4 separate regions of the Homo sapiens genome follow, and all the other regions are linked to region 1. The links are chromatin contacts, found by Hi-C or POLR2A ChIA-PET in ENCODE. All regions are on one chromosome and are shown on one strand. The core of a region is the stretch at or near the end of the contact, and the rest is flanking DNA. Distances in the headings are between cores, read along the strand shown.

Region 1 (4,517 bases), core at 1,330-3,829:
AAGCCCAAAGGCACATATAGAATAATAGAAGTAATCACTAATACCATATTTATACTGAGATGCTTTGTGAAAGATTTAGCACATGTCCTCTCTAAAGAAACATAGATTTGACAAAATCTGACCCAAAACTACATCTAAAAAGGAAGGCTGGAGGTAAATCACAATTTTGGCTCTGAGCAACTGAAATGTAACTTGTACATTGCTGAGAGTTCTCCTTAGAAACAAACCACACACTCTGGAAAAACATAACAGTTTGTGGCACTGGGGGATGTAAGGACTTCTTTACAAGAGTCTTCCCAAAGCACGTATTATATGATGCAATAAAATACATTCTCCAACATCACAGAAAACATGAGCTTCACAGAACTCTCAATAATGGCTAATGGCATGGCATCAAAGTACATGGCTCTAAAAACAATTCTAGCAAGAGCTAAAATAATTCGGCCTATGTACCAGCTCTTGAATGTTCTGATTTAAAAGGCTGAATTTTAGAATACCTAGGAGTTAACATAGAATAAACAGAGTTGCAATGAGTACAAATTCTCATTTACCCTCTAAAGGGTATTTTTATTTAAATATATTGTGATCTGATACAAAATTATTTCCCATATTTAAAAAAAAAATCTACACAACACCTAATCTAAACTAAACCAATGTAAATAAAATAAAATTTTGGCTCATGCCTGTAATCCCAGCACTTTGGGAGGCCAAGGTGGGCGGATCACAAGGTCAAGAGATCAAGACCATCCTGGCCAACATGGTTGAAACCCCATCTCTACTAAAAATACAAAAATTAGCTGGGCATGGTGGCATGCCTGTAGTCCCAGCTACTCAGGAGGCTAAGGATAGAGAATTGCTTGAACCCAGGAAGCAGAGGTTTCAGTGAGTCGAGATCGCGCCACTGCACTCCAGGAGCCAGGCGACAGAGGGAGATTCTGTCTCAAAAAAAAAAGAAAAGAAAATTTTACATGCAACTCTCTTCTCCCTTTACTCAACCCAATGCTTCAAGGTTATTGAGAAATCTTGTACCTTTTTTTTTTTTGAGATGGAGTCTCGCTCTGTTACCCAGGCTAGAGTGCAATGGCACAATCTCGGCTCACTGCAGCCTCCGCCTCCCAGGTTCAAGCAATTCTCCTGCCTCAACCTCCCGAGTAGCTGGGATTACAGGCGCACGCCACCACACCTGGCTAATTTTTGTAGTTTTAGTAGAGATGGGGTTTCGTCACGTTGGCCAGGCTGGTCTCAAACTCCTGGCCTCAGGTGATCAGCCCACCTTGGCCTCCCCAAAGTGCTGGGATTACAGGCTTAAGCCACCGCACCTGGCCAAATCCTGTACTTTCATACTCCTGTCACCCTTGAGTGTAAACCTTTTGGAAGCTACAGACAGTCTCAAACCAAGGCTTACAATTTTTATACCTTCTGACCCTGTAAACCCATCCCTAATAATTTACTCCTTAGCCTTTAAATAAGCAAAATGTTATATCCAAAGATATTCATTACAGTGCTATGTAGCAACTTGGAAAAATGTATACTAACATATAAAGTATTACACATAACACTATAAAAATATGTAGATTCTGAGTAAAGCTGTGAAAAATAATCAAGTTTGAATATGATTGTGGGTCTTTTTCATAATTCTTTAGTACTATTTTTACCTTTTATTCTTCGACTGAAAATGATGCATATATGTGAAAAATTTTTAATGCTTAGAATGGCTCCTAGATAAACCAGTGATTGAGATTATATATCACAGTTTGCGTGGGTTTGTAATCCAGATTATGTGGCACTAGCAGTGGGCACATATCTGGACCCTATAAGCATACAAAAGGTGGCATTCACCAGATAAAACTCTGTTTTATTAAATCTAGGGAGGCTGCTTAAATGGAATTGGTTAAGTCTTGCTTTCGTAAACCTAGATTCTTGCTCTGATCCCCAATACCTTGCTTGTGGCCAAGTCTTCATCCAAGTTCTACTTCAATGTTTTAGTTATTCCTATCCTCATGCACACTGTTCCAACTGTACTGCTAAGGAAGAATACAAAATCACAGACTCTCTTCTTTATAGCCTTCAACTTTTCCATATTCAATAATTCAAACAGTCTTTACTGTTTACTTTATTTGTTTGTACCTACAATAAATACTTGCGACATGCTATGCACTGTGCTAAGTGCTAGAAATACTATGGGGAACAAGGCAGGCATAGTCTCTACCCTCAATGAACCTGCGATATATGCAGAGATAATAAAAAGCAGTCTATTGCACCATGGCTTGAAAACTGCTCTGATAGGGAACATTCACCAGACTTGAGGGTAATCAGGGAAGCTGGGTTCTCAAGGAAGAGTAGGCACAGATGAGGGGAAGTGGCATACAGAACATTCTGTTGTCCTTTAAGGTATAAAAGTTTGGTGAGATTTGGGGGTAACAGTCAAAAGAGTAATAAGAAACAAGGCTACCAAAGTCAGCAGGTCAGATCATGGTAAGCTGTCTGGACTTAGCTTTGAGAAGTAGGAAGCCACTGAACCATTTAAGCAGAGGGTAAGCAGAGGGGTGACGTCATCTGGTTTTGCATTTTAAAGAATTTCCTTTCAGAGTATAGAAATGAAACTGATAGCAAGCAGGACAGGAAATACTGGAGGCAACAAAACCAGTTAGACTGCTGCAGCTTCCTGGGTGAGAAATGACTGTGGCTGAACTAGGAAAAAAAAACAATGGAAAATACTGTGTGTGTGTGTGTGTGTGTGTGTACGAATGGAGGGTTAGTAATGTTGGGAATTAGGCAAATGAAAGAACATAGAAAGTCAAAAATGATGCTTAGGTTTCTGACTTAGGTAAATGGATAGAGTTACAGTGCCATTCAGTGCACTAATAAAAGCTGAGGGTGGTTGCTCAGGGCATGATGATTATGTGCCTTTAATATGTCCAATAAGCAGTTCACATAACTTTTCACATAAATAATGAGTGTTCATGATAGCAGGACTTGCAAGCAGAGACAGACTAAGACAGGTGCCAGGAATGTTTCATAAATGAGTGAAACTATCACGGAGTAAGCAGATGACAGTCAATGGTACAATCGGTACTGTTCTAAAGCTCAGGTCAGAGGTCTAAAGAGGAAATACAGACTTGTTAAATCCTCAGCAATAGATGAGAGAATAAAGATCATCCTGAAGAGTAAAAGTGGTCTAGAAAACACAACCCAAGTATTGATGAACATAAATAATTAAGAGATGGGGTGGGGCGAGGGGGGCGGGGAATTAGACGTGGTGGTGTGCAACTACAGACTCAGCAACTCGGGAAACTGAGACAGGAGGATTGCTTGAGCCCAGGGAGTCAAGGCTGCAGTGTGCCATGATTGCACCACTGCACTCCAGCCTGGGAGAAAGCCAATATAGCAAAGCAATCTGAAGAATAATGAAAGGGAAGGAAGAGCAAACACAGTTTAAGAAGTTTGGCTATGGAGGAAAAGGAGATAGGATGGTACTGAGTAAGGAATATGGGCTTGAGGGAAGGGTGTTTGTATGTATGTGTATATACATAGTTTTTAACAATGAGAGAGACCTGTTCATATTCCAAAAGGGCAGAGAATAGGTTTGACAGCAGAAAGCTGAGGTAATCTGGATTTTGAAGAATGTGGCAAGGCCATCTGCAGAGAGTAGGTGTGGGCAGGTGCAGAAAAGCGAAGTAGCCACTACGGAGAAAGAATGCAAGGCCGGGCGTGGTGGCTCAAGCCTGTAATCCCAGCACTTTGGGAGGCCGAGGCGGGTGGATCACGAGGTCAGGAGATCGAGACCATTCTGACTAACACAGTGAAACCGCGTCTCTACTAAAAATACAAAAAAAAATTAGCCGGGCGTGGTGGCGGGCGCCTGTAGTCCCAGCTGCTCAGGAGGCTGAGGCAGGAGAATGGCGTGAACCTGGGAGGCAGAGCTTGCAGTGAGCTGAGATGGCGCCGCTGCACTCCAGCCTGGGTGACAGAGCAAGACTCCGTCTCAAAAAAAGTAAAAAAAAAGAATGCTGCCTAAGGAAAAGGGGGAGTTTCTGGGAAGCGCTGAGAGCCTGGATGAAGCCGCAGACTAGGAAATTAAGGCAACCTTTAACTCTGTGACAAAGTGATTTTCTCCAGCTATGCTTAGCATGGGGGATACAGGCTCAAAGTGTGCATCCAGGGATCAGACTCTGCCAGGTAAGTACAACAGGAAAGTCAACTCTATAAGTGACATTGGCAAAGGACAGCTGGGCCTATATAGGCTTGATAGGGAAGGACAGGAAGCTGGGAGAGGACTGATAAAGGGATGGGGGATTGGTCCAATGAAGTAGAAAAGTAGTGTGGTGGAAGTAGCTGCGTAAGAGTATAGAGGCCAGGCGCAGTGGCTCACGCCTGTAATCCCACCACTTTGGGAGGCCAAGGCAGGCAGATCATGAGGTCAAGAGATGGAGACCATCCTAGCCAACAGAGTGAAACCCCATCTCTACTAAAAATACAAAAATTAGCTGGGTGTGGTGGCACATGCCTGTAGTCCC
Region 2 (4,517 bases), core at 941-3,440, 930 kb before region 1:
AATCTGTAGTTTTTAAGTGGCCAATATTGAGGTGTTGTCAAGAAGAGGGCTCAGCCTGGCGGGATGACCCATTCCTGTAATAGAGTGTATTAGTCAGTATTCTCTAGAGGGACAGAACTAATAGGAGATATATATACAAAGAGGGAGCTTATTCGGTACTATTAACTCACACGATCACAAGATCCCACAATAAGCCGTCTGCAAGCTGAGGAAGCCAGTCTGAGTCCCAAAGCTGAAGAACTTGAAGTCCAACGTTCAAGGGTAGGAAGCATCCAGCATGGGAGAAAGATGTAGGCTGGGAGGCTAAGCCAGTCTACCCTTGTTGAGAGCAAGCCCCCAACAGTCTGGCCATAAACTAGCCCCAAAACTGGCCATAAATAAAATCTCTGCAGCACTATAACATGTCCATAATGGCCCTAACGCCCAAGCTGGAAGGTTGTGGGTTTACGGGAATGAGGGCAAGGAATACCTGGCCCACCCAGGTTGGAAAACTGCTTAAAGGCATTCTTAAGCCACAAACAAAAGCCTGAGAGATCTGTGTCTTAAGGATGTGTTCCTGCTGCAATTAATTCGGCCCATCCCTTCATTTCCCATAAGGGATACTTTTAGTTAATTTAACATCTATAGAAACAATGCTAATGACTGGTTTGCTGTTAATAAATACGTGGGTAAATCTTTGTTCGGGGATCTCAGCTCTGAAGGCTATAAGACCCCTGATTTCCCACTTCACACCTCTGTGTGTGTCTTTAATTCCTCTAGCACCGCTGGGTTAGGGTCTCCCCAACCGAGCTGGTCTTGGCATACCCTTTTCATTGGTTTTTTGCCTGCTTTATATCCTGGCCACTCCAGCAGCTGATTAGATGGTGCCCACTTGGATTAAGAGTGGACCTGTCTTTCCCAGCCCACTGACTCAAATGTTAATCTCCTTTGGCAACACCCTCACAGACACACCCAGGATCAATACTTTGCATCCTTCAATCCAATCAAGTTGACACTCAGTCTTAACCATCACATACAGCTAAGCAGGAGGCTAAGGCAGGAGGACTGCTCGAGCCAGGAGCTGAAGGCTGCATTGAGCTATGATGGTGCCACTGCACTCCAGCCTGGGCAACAGAGCAAGACCCTGTTCCTGGGGGGGGAAAAAAAAAAAGAAGAGGCTCAGAGGATCTTGGTTGGAGTTTGGTCAAGGAGGGGATGTTTCTCACTGAGTAATTTTAAAACAGTTATTTTGTTTTAGCATTCTGAAATCTGAAATGGGAATATTAGTATCTCCTGTATCTCCTGGGAGCATCAAGTGCAGTACTGAGCAATAGAAATATAATGCAAGCGTCACATGTCATTTACAGTATCTTCATAACCACATTAAATAAAATAATTAAAAATAAACAAGAAACCTTCCTCCCTTCCTTCCTTCTTTCCTCTTGCTCTGTCACCCAGGCTGGATCTCGGCTCACTGCAGTCTCTGCCTCCCGGGTTCAAGTGATTCTCTTCTCTCAGCCTCCTGAGTAGCTGGGATTACAGGAGCCCACCATCACACCCAGCTAATTTTTGTATTTTCAGTAGAGACAGGGTTTTGCCATGTTGGCCAGACTGGTCTCGAACTCTTGACCTTAGGTGATTTGCCCGCCTCGGTTTCCCAAAGTGCTAGAATTACAGGCGTGAGCCACTGCGCCCGGCCTCAAAATATTTTCATTTCAACATGTTATCAACATTTAAAAATTATTGGGAGGCCGAGGAGGGGGGAATCACGAGGTCAGGAGATTGAGACCATCCTGGCTAACACGGTGAAACCCCGTCTCTACTAAAAATACAAAAAATTAGCCGGGCGTGGTGGCGGGCACCTGTAGTCCCAGCTACTTGGGAGGCTGAGGCAGGAGAATGGCGTGAACCCGGGAGTCGGAGCTTGCAGTGAGCCGAGATCGTGCCACTGCACTCCAGTTTGGGCGACAGGGCCAGACTCCATCTCAAAAAAAAAAAAATTATTGGGATATTCTTCATCCTTGTTCCAGTTCCAAGTGTGTGAAATCCGGTGTGTATTTTGCACCTGCAGCACTGGCCACATCAGAGCATTGATTGCACATCACCGGTCTAGACAAGCGGCAGGACTTGCAGTCTTCAGCGAGGGGCGGTTCTTAGCCAGATGGAGGCGGGGCTTCCCGGAGAGTTCGTTTTGGGCCCCATCGGCTTCCGTAGGAAGGCGCCGGCCGTGGAGGCGCCACGTCCCTTGCGGCGGCGGGAGAGAAATCGCTTGGACTTCGGGGCGGCCTCGGACGGCCATGGCCTTTACCCTGTACTCACTGCTGCAGGCAGCCCTGCTCTGCGTCAACGCCATCGCAGTGCTGCACGAGGAGCGATTCCTCAAGAACAGTGAGTGGGACCGCGGGGCGCGGGCTGGGGCGGCGGCGGAGTCCCCGGGGGCGCGTAACCTAATGGGGCCGCGTGAGGGGACACCAAGGGCCGGGACAGAAGAACAGCGGAAGGCTCGGCTTGGAGTGGAAGCCGAGCCTTTCCTCTCATCAGGTTTGGGCTCAACAGCCGGGAGAATATTCAACAGACACCCGCTGTGCAGGGCCCAGGGGGTTGGGGTGGAGGGATATAGAAGTCAGTCAGGGACGCCTCTGCTTGCGATTACTTCAGGTCAGTAATTTAATTCAGTTTTCTGTGACTACTTTTTTTTTTGAGGGGGAGTCTCGCTCTTTTGCCCAGGCTGAAGTGCAGTGTCGCGGTCCTGTGACTACTTTTAATAGTCGAAAACCCGGGGTCTGAGTTTCGGGCTAAGAGTTGGGGGTGTGGGGCCGGGCGCGGTGGCTCCCGCCTGTAATCCCAGCACTTTGGCAGGCCGAGGCCGGCGGATCATGATGTCAGGAGTTTGGGACCAGCCTGGCCAACATGGTAAAACCCCGTCTCTACTAAAAATACAAAGATTAGCCGGACGTGGTGGTGGAAATACAAAAATTAGCCGGGCGGGAGGCTGAGGCAGGAGAATCACTTAAACCTGGGAGGCAGAGGTTGCAGTGAGCCGAGATTGCGCCATTGCACTCCAGCCTGGGCAATAGAGTGAGACTCCGTCTAACAAAACAAAACAAACAAAACAAAACGAGTTGGGTGTGGAGGGGAAGGAGGCGTGACCCATTTTGGAGCATCAGTAGTTCACTAACTGATGGAAGGCAATAAGTGTTCCTGGGCTTTAGGAATTACAGGAAGGGAACGTGTTGGAGTTATCAGGACATTCAGACACTCATGTTCCAAGAAAAGTTTATTCAGATAGCTTATTGGGTGCATAGAGTGTGCCAAAAACTCTGCTAGAATTTAGAAATTCAAAAATGAAAACACAAGTTATACCTTCCAGGACCTCACGTTGTGTACCAAGTATGCCCGTTTGAATCACTGAAACGTAAACCCAGGAGCAAGATTGATTCATTTCATTTACTTCAGAAGATATTTATTGAGTGCAAAGTATGTGCCAGGCCCATTTATAGTAACTGAAGTTACAGCAGCTACTCTGCCCTTCTGATGGAAGTTAATCTAAATAAAAACTAAACAAATGACAATAACAAGTATAGAGAGTATTATGTAAGAGAAGTACGGGCAGATACTAACTTGTGTATCTGCGAAAGCTTCTTGGAGGAAGCGTGTCTAACCTGAAATCTGATACATGAGTAAACATTAACTCGGTGAAGGTGAAGGGTTGGGAGGAGCTGGAAGGGTGAGGAGAGCTTTAAGCAGTGTAGACCTGGTGTGAAAACTGAGGCAGGTGAGAAGAGGGTCTTAAGACAGCGACATGACCAGATTTGTGTTATTTGCAAGATCCTTGAGGCTACAATACGGAGGAAAGATTGGAAGGGAAAGCAGTGGATGTGGGAAGACCCATTTTTTTTTTTTTTTGAGACGGAGTCTCACCCTGTCCCCCCGGCTGGAGTGCAGTGGCGCAATCTCGGTTCACTGCATCCTCCGCCTCCCAGGTTCAAGCGATTCTCCTGCCTCAGCTTCCCGAATGGCTGGGATTACAGGCACGCACCACCAAGCCTGGCTAATTTTTGTATTTGTAGTAGAAATGGGGTTTCACCATGTTGGTCAGGCTGGTCTCGAACTCCTGACCTCGTGATCTGCCCACCTCGGCCTCCCAAGGAAGAACAATTCTAAATAGGGCAAGTAGATACAAGTGGGTATGACAACAATAATAATAGCTAATACTTACGTAGCACTTACGTACAGGATCTGTATCAAGTGCCTTACATATATTAACTGGTGTAGCCTTCACAGCAACTCTATGAGAGAGTTTCTGTTTTCCAGTGGAAAACTAGAATCACAAAGAGAGTAGGTGGCTTTTGTAAGAACACACAGGTAGAAAGTAGAAAGTGGTGGAGCTAGGATTCAAATGTCATCTTCCAGAGTTCATCTGTTCACCGCTATCCAGAAAAGTAGAAGGGATCAAGTTGGGGTTTGAATTGTGTCCCTCAAAAAGATGTGTTGAAGTCCCAACCCTTGATACCTATGAAGGTGACCTTGTTTGGAAA
Region 3 (4,517 bases), core at 918-3,417, 580 kb after region 1:
CTCTAGAAATATGTTGCTATGACAAAATAACCAGGGAACAGTCATTTTTAGTTGTCAGTGTCCTTATTTTGAGGATTTCTCAGCTGGGAAGAGGAAGAATGGTCCCCATGGGGAGTGACTTCTTGGCTACATGTTTGGACCCTGAGCCTCTGGGACTTACTTGTCCTGACTCAGGATGAGGGCTGTCAAGGTGGACATGATGGTACCCAGGCAGCCTGAGATCGCCCACCAGGGGTTCTGGATGAAGAGGCCGAGGATGATGAGGATGCCGCTGAGGGGGTTGTTCACAAACATCACTTGAGATGTGCCTCGGAGGACCCAGTCAAAGAACTGGAACACTGGGGACTTGTCTGAAATGGAACCGGGGCAGGAAGTAGGCAAGTGCTCAGTGTGGGCAGCCCTGGGTGGGCAGATGGAGGGTGTGAGGGAATCTGGATATCCGAAGTGGGTTTGCAGGAAGCCAGCCACCTGCTGTCACCTGCCACCAAAGATGGTAAACAAGGAACTCAAGAGAGCATCTGACTGCCAAGAAAACTCTTGAGACCCATCACCAGCCAGATGTGACCTCCAGGTTGTTTTTCTGGCAGGGGGGATTAGGTGCCCTGAGCTGCCTCTGACCCCTGTGGTGGTACCATGAATTTTCAAGAACATGTTCTTGCTGCATAGAGGGCATTAAACCCATGGGCTGAGCTCTGGAAAGATTGCTAAAGAGAACCTATTGGCATGGTAGACACAGTTCTCCCATGAACCATCCAGATGGCGTTTTTCTAGAATGCTGGCTCTAGAATCCCAATGCGAAAAACACCTGTCTGCAATATTCAGATGGGATATTTGAGATAGCAGAAGTGTTCTGTTCAGAAATGAGAGCTCATGAGCTCACACTCTTGCATGTATTGCTATTTATAGTTCAAGAGGCTGTATGTCTGTTTTAACAGCAAAACTCCCAGCTTCCAGGAAAGACCACAGTAACAGAGTGCAGTCTAGTCTAAGTCTAGTCTATAGGGAACCCCCATGGCAATGGGTTTCCTGGGGATGGGTGGAGGTGAGTTTTTAGGGTCAGGGTCAGTGTTGTTCTCATAGAATTTTACCTTTAAGTCCCTCTCCACACTCCTTCATCTCTCCTGTGATGTAGCTGAGGGCTTTGCTGACCCTTTTCCCACTGGCAGCCATGGAACTCCGAATCCAGGATGTCTTGGAAATGTTTGTTTCCACTTTTATCTCAGAGCTCTCCTCCATGGTGTCCAGATCCTGTCCAGGACAGAGATAGGCAAGAGTCTCCCACATTCGGTGGTTCTTACACTGAGAATTCATGTTTGTGGTCACTCAGGGACCAAATAAGATTGTCATTTGGTATTTCATTAAATTGCTGTTTAACCTCCCTGTTTCTGTAGATTAGACTGTCTTTTGTTTGACACATGACCTCATCTAATAGGTTAACTACCGTGAGGCACAGTAAGATAACATCTTTACTTTCGTTCTGTGGAGGAGGACTCTGGCAAGTGGAGGTTCTCATTTTCAAAGGTCAAGGTCAAACAGTAGAACTGAGATTAACCACAGATTTTTAGTCTTTTTTTTTTTTTAACATTAATACTCTTTCCAGAAGAAATGGCTTTCTCCCTGGCATGTCTAGTCTTTAAGATATAACTGTTCATAAACATAAGGGTATGAAATTGAACATGTGAAGATTCTGTTTTTGAAAACAGGCACCAGCTTATTTCCTAAATGCTTGAATACTGGGTTTAAAGGAAGCCTGATAATAATTCAAATACAAGGAATATGAAAAGTTACAAAGTAAACTGTGAAAGAGACATTTTTGTCCCAGGTAATTACATTTCAGAAAATACGAATGCAAGAAAAGTTTGCCTAAATCGGAGAACCTTGTTTACAGCTCTCAGCTCCCTCATCTGCTGTGGGCTCTGTGACTGTAGGGCGCTGTCCCTGATTCAGGACACTCAGTACTCACAAGCAGCTCGACTGTGGGCTTCCGGTATCGATAGGGAAATGGGTCTTTGTTTTGTCTTTCCTGGTGTTCGCCTTTTCCAAACACTGGAGTTAGAAGGAAAGAGCACCATCAGTTAGGACACCTCTACTCTGGCACCTCAGAAGCTAATGTCCTGCAAGGCTCAAGAGGTGTTAAGATTATGCAGTATTTCCTGTTCCTACTGAGGAAGCACAGAATCATGGGGCCTTGCAGCTCGAAGGCTCTTTTGTTCTTTTACTGGTCATGGATCCATCTGGGCCCTCGCTTTGGGGAAAAAGTGTACATCTTCATATAAACAGGGCATTTTACAAGGAATTTAGGGAGCTCAGAGATTCCACTAACTTTTAATTAAGAAGCCCTCATTTAGCTCAACCTTGATAATTTTTTAGATGAGGAAACAGCAGCCTGGAGAGACAGTGACTTGTGCTTGATCCCGGAATCCAGGGTTCTTTCTCCTGTTCCACATGGAGAACTTGAAGGTGAACAAAAAAAAAAAAAAAAAAAAAAAAAAAAGAAACTTGGTTGTTGTTGAAGCCCTTCACTTCCTGTTCATAAAGTATTAAGCTGCCTGAGCCATGAGCCATGCATAATCTGTGTTTGAATTTGGCCATGACTCTCCTCACCTGGATGACCTCAGGCTGTTCTGTTTGTTTTTGTTTTTGTTTTTTTAAGGTATTGTAGTAGCAATGGCTGGTGGGATTAGGACAAGAGACATCCATGTAATCTCTTGAAGCAGATTTTGGCAAGCCTTTGTAATTGTAGAAAACTCTTGCAATGTGGATCTAAACATTTTTATTATTACAGGTAATTTACTTTTAGAGACCACCAATTTCAGTAGGGTTTTATGCATCCTGAAAGATGTTCAGGCCCCTGGAAGTTTCCTTCTTGATGCTTTGGTTCCCTCCTGTGGTCAAGTGTGAGAATAGCAGGCTGGGCTCTGACTACCCTGTGTTTTCAGACTGAATTGCCTGTTCCCCCGTTCTGCACTCATGAGTCGTCAGGGTGTCAAAACACTAGAAGGGATGCATCGAAGGCACTGTGTTCCCACTTCTGAAGGGACAGGGACTGCAGATACCAGTGTGTTTGGGAGGTGACACCATTCAGGACAAACAAATTCATTTTGAAAGCTTTGAAAGGAAGAGTAGGAAGCAGAAGGGATCCCTTGAAATTGGAGGCCTGTGTGTGATATCCCCACTGACCCGCTGTTTCTGTCTGAAGCTCCTCTCTGCCTGCCAGTGCTGCAGGGCTCTCTACTATGCTCTCCCCAACCACAGCCCCTATCCTGAGACGATGTTAGGAGGAATTTATTAAGCCTTTGAGGCAAACCGTGGTCTCTTCCACACTCTGCTGGGGAACCTCTATCAAAGACAAACTCCTGAGCTACAGGGGCCCTTGAGATGTGCAATGTCCTCGGCAATCCCCTCTCCACCTCGTGTATTTTCCCATATTCACTCAAAGTCCATTTCTCTGGGCTAACTGACTTGTGGTATGAAATGATGAGACTTGGGGGAGCTGGAGGAAGAAGGTCATTCAGGCATCTTCTGGGGAGCATGTGATGTTGCACTAACTTGGGAGTCACTTTTATTCCCAACAGTGGCCCTAGTCAGCTGTGTGACTCTGGGCAATGCTGCCCCCTCTCTGGGGATTGGAGGCAGGATTAGATGGTCCCTGTGTCCTGGATCTTCATGAGGCTGCTCCAACCTTGCAGCTGGTTGAGGAAACCTCCCCAGACTCCTCCCTGTTTGCTGCCACATGTTCTCAGCTTCCACGTCCAAATTTCTGGCCTCCACTTGTTCAGCTTTAGCGGCCCTTGGATACCCTCTTCCTGGCCTTTGGCAGCACTTTCCCCACCATGGGTCTCTACCTGTGCCCTTGGCCTCCCCACCATTGCCATAGATGGGAACTGTTCATCTCTAGCCTCCTAGACCAGTGGTTTTTGATTTGCTGGCAAATTAGAATCTCCTGGAGAGCTTTAGAAGCTCCTGATGCCCACCCAGGCTGCTCTGCAGATGAATTAAACTAGTCACTGGGATGGGATGCAGGTGATTCCAATGTGCAGCCAGGTTGAGACCCCAGAATCTCACTGCCTGTCCCAGCTTCAGCCTCTCCGAGACCCAGGGGGCATCCAGACGCATTCGGGGAACTGTGGCCTTGGTCAGACGTCAGGTGTGAGAGGTCAAGTCTGACTCCAGCGGGTCTCCCCACCACCCTGTGAAGTAGGTATTGCCATTGTCCCTGTTTTATTAGAGACTAGGAAGGCAGGGATCCAAGCGTGAGGGGGAGGACATGCACACCTTTGCTCCTCCTCCGAATGGATGACCACTCGATGTGAAATACACTCCTGTGCTTGGAGAGCACAGCCTCCGAGCCCTCCTCCACCTTTGGGCCTGCTGTGGGTGGATGCTCCCCACCGCCTCCTAGCCAGGGGCAAAACAAGACAGGTCAGTGTCCCACCTAGTCCGCACCTGAGAGAGCCAAGCAGAGAGCTGGGAAAAATCACACAGATGCTGGAAAGGAGAGAGCAGTGAAGCCTGAA
Region 4 (4,517 bases), core at 2,018-4,517, 560 kb after region 1:
TTTAACTACATCCAAGTGAGTCTGATTCAGGTGGTTCTTGGACCACACTTTCAAAAAGCAAAACAAAACAACAACACACACCTTAATATTTAAGTTTAAAAAAATGGACAGTTCAGAAACAAACTAAAATTGTGGCTTCTACATTCAGTTGCTAAAAAACACCCCAGAGGAATTCATAGGTTACTGTGTTATTTCTGCTCTGACCTGGTTGAAGATAAAAGCTACAAGTCTACAAAACACACACACCCCAACCATCCTGTTAGCCGAACTCTCCAAGATGAAATTAAAACAATCCAATAGCATTCAAGTCAGTAAGTCTACTCTTGCAAAAGAATGATTCCAAAACTCGAGGTGTTTGGAAGTGTACTCGTAGAGATGTTAATATGTGGACACACACACACACACACACACACACACACACGCCCTTCTCTGATAAAAGAAGGATAAGTGATTCATTAAAAGCACACTGGCATTAAAGTCTTTGAGAAGCCAATGCTAATGAAAGATGTTAAACTTTATTTGGCTTAATGTACCTGGATCTCATTGGATCATGTGACTTTTTCTTATTTAAAATTTTTTCTTTTGGATATGTATTTAAGATCCATGACTGATGAGTTATGGAAATACTACCTTAAAGCAAGAGGAATGTGAACTAAAGATTTTTCTGGATTCTGAAAAACAATCCCATATGCAAAAAAGAATAGTCTTTTCAATAAATAGTGCTGGGGCAACTGAATATCCACTTGCAGAAGATTGGGGACTCTACTACCATATACAAAAAATAACTCAAAGTGGATCAAAGACCTAAATATAAGAGCTAAAGCTATGAAACTTTCAGAAGAAGAGTTTTGTCTCCTCCCTAGCCTGAGCCCTTAACACTCAGACAGTTTCCATCTCTCCATGGAAGCCCATCCAGCACCCTTTTATTCTCCTCGGATAACAGTCTCAGAACCAGGAGTTCAAATAGTAAGTGAATCAAGCAGCACGGATATCCTGTGCTCAGTAATATGTTTGGTCTCCAAAGTATGTTGTGTTCAAGTAATTATAAGATGAGGTCTTTGACTTTAGAGTTTCCCATCTTGCTGAGCAAATAAGACCCTCCACCCAGGTGGCAGGTGATACCAGATAACATAAAATTGAATGTTGAATTATATGGTCAATATTAAATTTATGTAAAAACTAGAGTTTTCTTAAAGAATGCAGAAGCTTCTAAGACATTCATGAGGGAGGTAAATTGAAGTTTTTGGGGTGTGAAAGGCACAAACCATTTATACGTCCCTCAAGTTATGCCAAATCATATTTCCATTCTTTTCCCCCAGTGTCAACAGTAAGTGGGGTTCCCATGAGCTCCTCTCTGAGCCATTTGGGCGACTGCTGTGATGGTAAGGAGGGAGGGTGGGCATGGGCCACAGAAGCCATGGAGCCAGCTGCAGGTCTGCTGCTGCTCTTGACAGATGGTAGCCACCTGCCTCAATCCCCACCCCCGCAACCCCAGTCCCCGTCAGGGCCTTTCTAGGATAAGGCCTTACAGTGACTGGATTTGCAAGCTGCACACTGACCCATGGCCACTCATGCAATCATGTCCTGGGCTTCTACGTGAATTCTACTCAAATTCCTGTGCTGAGACCCCCTCTGTCTACCCACCTCCTTCAGTTCTTCAGATAGCCAGGAGAATTGGCCTTCTTAAGTCATTTGCGATGCAGGTAAAAATGCAGATACCCCATCACTTACTGAATCCCAATATCTTAGGGTTCAGGGGAGGTGCTAGAATCTGCATTTTGGTTAAACATTATCTTGCTTAGTACCCACCTCCTGGAATTAATTCCAGGCTTACAGGGATGCTGAAGTAGGGGTCCATCTGTCAGTAAATATGTATCCACGTGCCAGGCCTGGAATGGGGGCCATGAAAATACATAATCTGGCCCCTCAGAGGTTATAATGTGTTGGGGAAGATGAGTTATTCACAGGTTGTGGTGTGATGTGTTGGGCAGGAAGCCAAGTCATGGGGGTGCTCCCCACTCACACGCTCATGATTGGGTGAAATCCGGCTAAACATTGATTCAAAGAGCACCCAGGGGAGTATGCAGGGATGGGGAAAAAGCCAGCTACTCTTTCTGCCTTTCTCCAGTAGGGCGTTTCATGAGCTGATTATGAGTAGGGATCTGTCTGGGTCTTTCCTTTGCTCCAGCTGGAAAATCTACAAATATTTTGGTTGTGGGGTGCCTTCCTGGTTTGTTCCAGTCCCTGCACCATGGAGCCTGGGTGTGCTGGGTCTTCAGGATAGAAGGTGCCACCTCTCTCTGCACTTCCTTTGCTCCCTGGGGTGCTTGTCAAGTGAGTACCCCACAAGTGAGGCTCTGTGTATATTGGGGTGTTGTGTTGCTGTCTCATGCTGTCATGGGTGAGGAAGGAGTTTGAAAGCAGAGAACTAGCCCAGGGGGATCTTTGATGCTGCAGCCATGGGAGAGCAAGCTCCAGTTGCCACCAAGAGCTCAGCACAGGACCAGCTACGTAATTCATGGGGCCCAGTACAAAATGTAAATATGATTCATTTGTTCAAAAGCTATTAAGACTTGCAAGACACTGATGGGAGGACAGATGACAACAGAGAAGGCAATGCCTCTCTTTTGCTGGACATAACTTATAACTTTAGTATAACTGTGTCTGTCACTTACTCATTCACTGCGGGAGAGAGGCCCCAGTTAGGGGAATGTACAAAACTCATCGCTGTTCACAAGGAGTTCACAGTCTGTTCATGTTGAGAACCTGGGGCTAAGGCCAAGGAGCCACAGCGGGGCCTGGGAGAACAGGAAGCCAGTCCCTGAAGGCGGCTTGTGGCCCAGGAATGGTGATGGGTGCTCCAGCCACAGCCCAGACTCCCTGTCCTGCCCTCCAGGCTGTCACTTTAATCTTGTGTCCTGAGCTTTCCATCTTGCTGTATGCTAGGGTTAGAAACTAGCTAGGAATCAGTGTCTCTCTGGAAGCTTAAAAACAAGAACTACACACAGATGAGCAGAATAGGATTCACAGGTCTTTAGAGGGGCCAGGAACACAGCTTACATTTGTCCAAATCCAGAGGTTAAGAACTGTATGGTTACAGCCCTCCTCTGACCTCAGGGACAGAGACAATCTCCATTTGACAAAATCATGCTGCCTGGGGCTCCTCCCACTTGAGAGCTCTCTAGAGAATCTTCTCCCTGCAGCCCTGCACAGAGCAGCACAGCACAGCACCGAGCAGCCCCCACACCTTCTACTGATGGGGCCCCCTGGGGAGCTTTGGCAACCACCCCGGCCTGGGCCGCCCCTAAGGTTCTGATAGAGCTAGTCTGGGCTGTTGCCTGGGCCCCAGGGTTTGTAATGCTCTGCTGCCCGACTTGCCCACCTCCCCGCCCCATGACACCCCTTGAAACTACTGCTCAGGCCATGCCGTAAGAGACAGGTGGACCCTAGTGACCCAGACTGACCCATCAAGAAGCAAGCACTGGGGAGAGGAGTGAAAGCCACCCCATCCCTCTCCCAGCCCCAGCCCTGGCCCCACCAGACAGTTCAAAGAGGGGTGGAGCCTCACCCCATGGCAAAAACTGCTATTTTTTTTTTTTTTTTGCACTCTTCCTGTTACAGTACCAGCTGGCCGCCAGCACCTGCTCTCTACATGGCTCCATGTTCTGCTTTTCTCCACCTCTTTAACCCCTGACCACAGCTGTCTGCCTGCACAGGGCTCCCTGCATGGCTGTCTCAGTGGAGCTGCTTTTCTACGCCCACTGCCTGCCCATTGGCTTGCCCCCTTGCAATAACTGCTGTCATCACCATTTCCCAACTTCCACCTTCTGCCCCCATTCCAGGCCAGCCCTTAACCCCATCCTACCTGCTCACAGGGCACAGCTGCTGCTTCTCACTGGGGCCATGCCTCTGACCTCTAGCCAGCTCTGCCTGTGTCTGTGGTGCCTGACTGAGAGCAGCGTGGTCGGAGGGGCTCCGGACAACCCCCTGCTCCTCTTTTCTAGGGCCAAGGCGCTCACTCAGCAGGCTTCTAGGTCTAGGGCCAAAGCAAAACCTTGCTTTTGTGCTCAGCCTACTGAGCCGGATGTTACTGGTTAGTGGTTTTCTTTATCTAGTCTTCTTTGTGGTGCAGGGTGAGTCCCCAACAACAGTGAGAAAGAGAGAAACTTCACTTTAGAGGATTCTCTGTGCTGTCTGTGCTCCTCCTGCCTCAGTGCTCAGTGCTTCTCACTGCATCTCCTGGCAGGTCTACTACCCCTTATGCAAACCCACCTGGGAACTGAGGATGGGGACTGGGGTTTAACGGAGTGCTGAAGAGTGACTCAAATTAGAAACAGTTGGGGTCCAAGAAATAGGCAGCACCGTTGTTTTCCTGCCCCAGCTGCATGTTAGAATCACCCCAGGAGCTTTAAAAAAATTACCTGTGCCCAGGCCCATTGCTGGCTTAATTGGCCTGAGGTAGGGCCTGGCATCAGAATCAGAGGATCCTGATCTAACCAAGAGTAAGAACCTGTGCA

What was found. Hi-C counts contacts between places; a loop is a spot of excess contacts on that map. ChIA-PET counts read pairs that join two places held with the same protein, here RNA polymerase II (POLR2A). Pooled maps may share reads with other maps.
Region 2: a pooled map shows a loop between it and region 1 (4-fold over the local background). The contact joins the promoter of IER3IP1 here to the enhancer-like site in region 1. A Hi-C loop is called at or near these places in 3 of 37 single-sample maps with no recorded cell type and 5 of 50 pooled maps. POLR2A ChIA-PET finds 5 or more read pairs at or near these places in 1 of 52 experiments (activated T-cell).
Region 3: a map with no recorded cell type shows a loop between it and region 1 (12-fold over the local background). The contact joins two enhancer-like sites. A Hi-C loop is called at or near these places in 4 of 37 single-sample maps with no recorded cell type and 8 of 50 pooled maps. POLR2A ChIA-PET finds 5 or more read pairs at or near these places in 1 of 52 experiments (activated B cell).
Region 4: a loop to region 1 is called in a map of CD8-positive, alpha-beta T cell, with 4 times the contacts of the local background. The contact joins two enhancer-like sites. A Hi-C loop is called at or near these places in 4 of 168 maps with a recorded cell type or tissue (CD4-positive, alpha-beta T cell, CD8-positive, alpha-beta T cell, colonic mucosa and 1 more), 1 of 37 single-sample maps with no recorded cell type and 11 of 50 pooled maps.

What each region holds. Positions count from the first base shown.
Region 1 is chr18:46,248,718-46,253,234 of GRCh38, reverse strand. All of the region lies in intron 3 of ARK2N (arkadia (RNF111) N-terminal like PKA signaling regulator 2N), which reads right to left. Among named protein-coding and RNA genes, the nearest start is that of ARK2N, 77 kb to the right of the region's middle. RefSeq lists enhancers at 2,487-2,546, 2,597-2,676, 2,432-3,067, 3,068-3,704. Within about 2 kb of position 2,579, at least 17 of the 41 ENCODE cell types and tissues checked have a DNase peak (open chromatin) inside an H3K27ac peak, as active enhancers do; they include CD4-positive, alpha-beta T cell and CD8-positive, alpha-beta T cell, where a contact is called at or near this core.
Region 2 is chr18:47,174,037-47,178,553 of GRCh38, reverse strand. IER3IP1 (immediate early response 3 interacting protein 1) reads left to right here and starts at 2,190. Exons shown (of 3, transcript NM_016097.5): 1 at 2,190-2,367. The coding sequence starts at 2,277. RefSeq lists enhancers at 2,022-2,151, 2,162-2,281.
Region 3 is chr18:45,663,666-45,668,182 of GRCh38, reverse strand. It overlaps SLC14A2 (solute carrier family 14 member 2), which reads right to left. Exons shown (of 20, transcript NM_007163.4): 11 at 4,276-4,398; 12 at 1,964-2,046; 13 at 1,089-1,248; 14 at 161-350. All of the region lies in intron 7 of LOC105372093 (a long non-coding RNA gene), which reads left to right. Among named protein-coding and RNA genes, the nearest start is that of SLC14A2, 50 kb to the right of the region's middle. Within about 2 kb of position 2,167, at least 7 of the 41 ENCODE cell types and tissues checked have a DNase peak (open chromatin) inside an H3K27ac peak, as active enhancers do.
Region 4 is chr18:45,686,566-45,691,082 of GRCh38, reverse strand. The region is part of intron 7 of LOC105372093 (a long non-coding RNA gene); the gene reads left to right. Among named protein-coding and RNA genes, the nearest start is that of SLC14A1, 35 kb to the left of the region's middle. Within about 2 kb of position 3,267, at least 10 of the 41 ENCODE cell types and tissues checked have a DNase peak (open chromatin) inside an H3K27ac peak, as active enhancers do; they include CD4-positive, alpha-beta T cell and CD8-positive, alpha-beta T cell, where a contact is called at or near this core.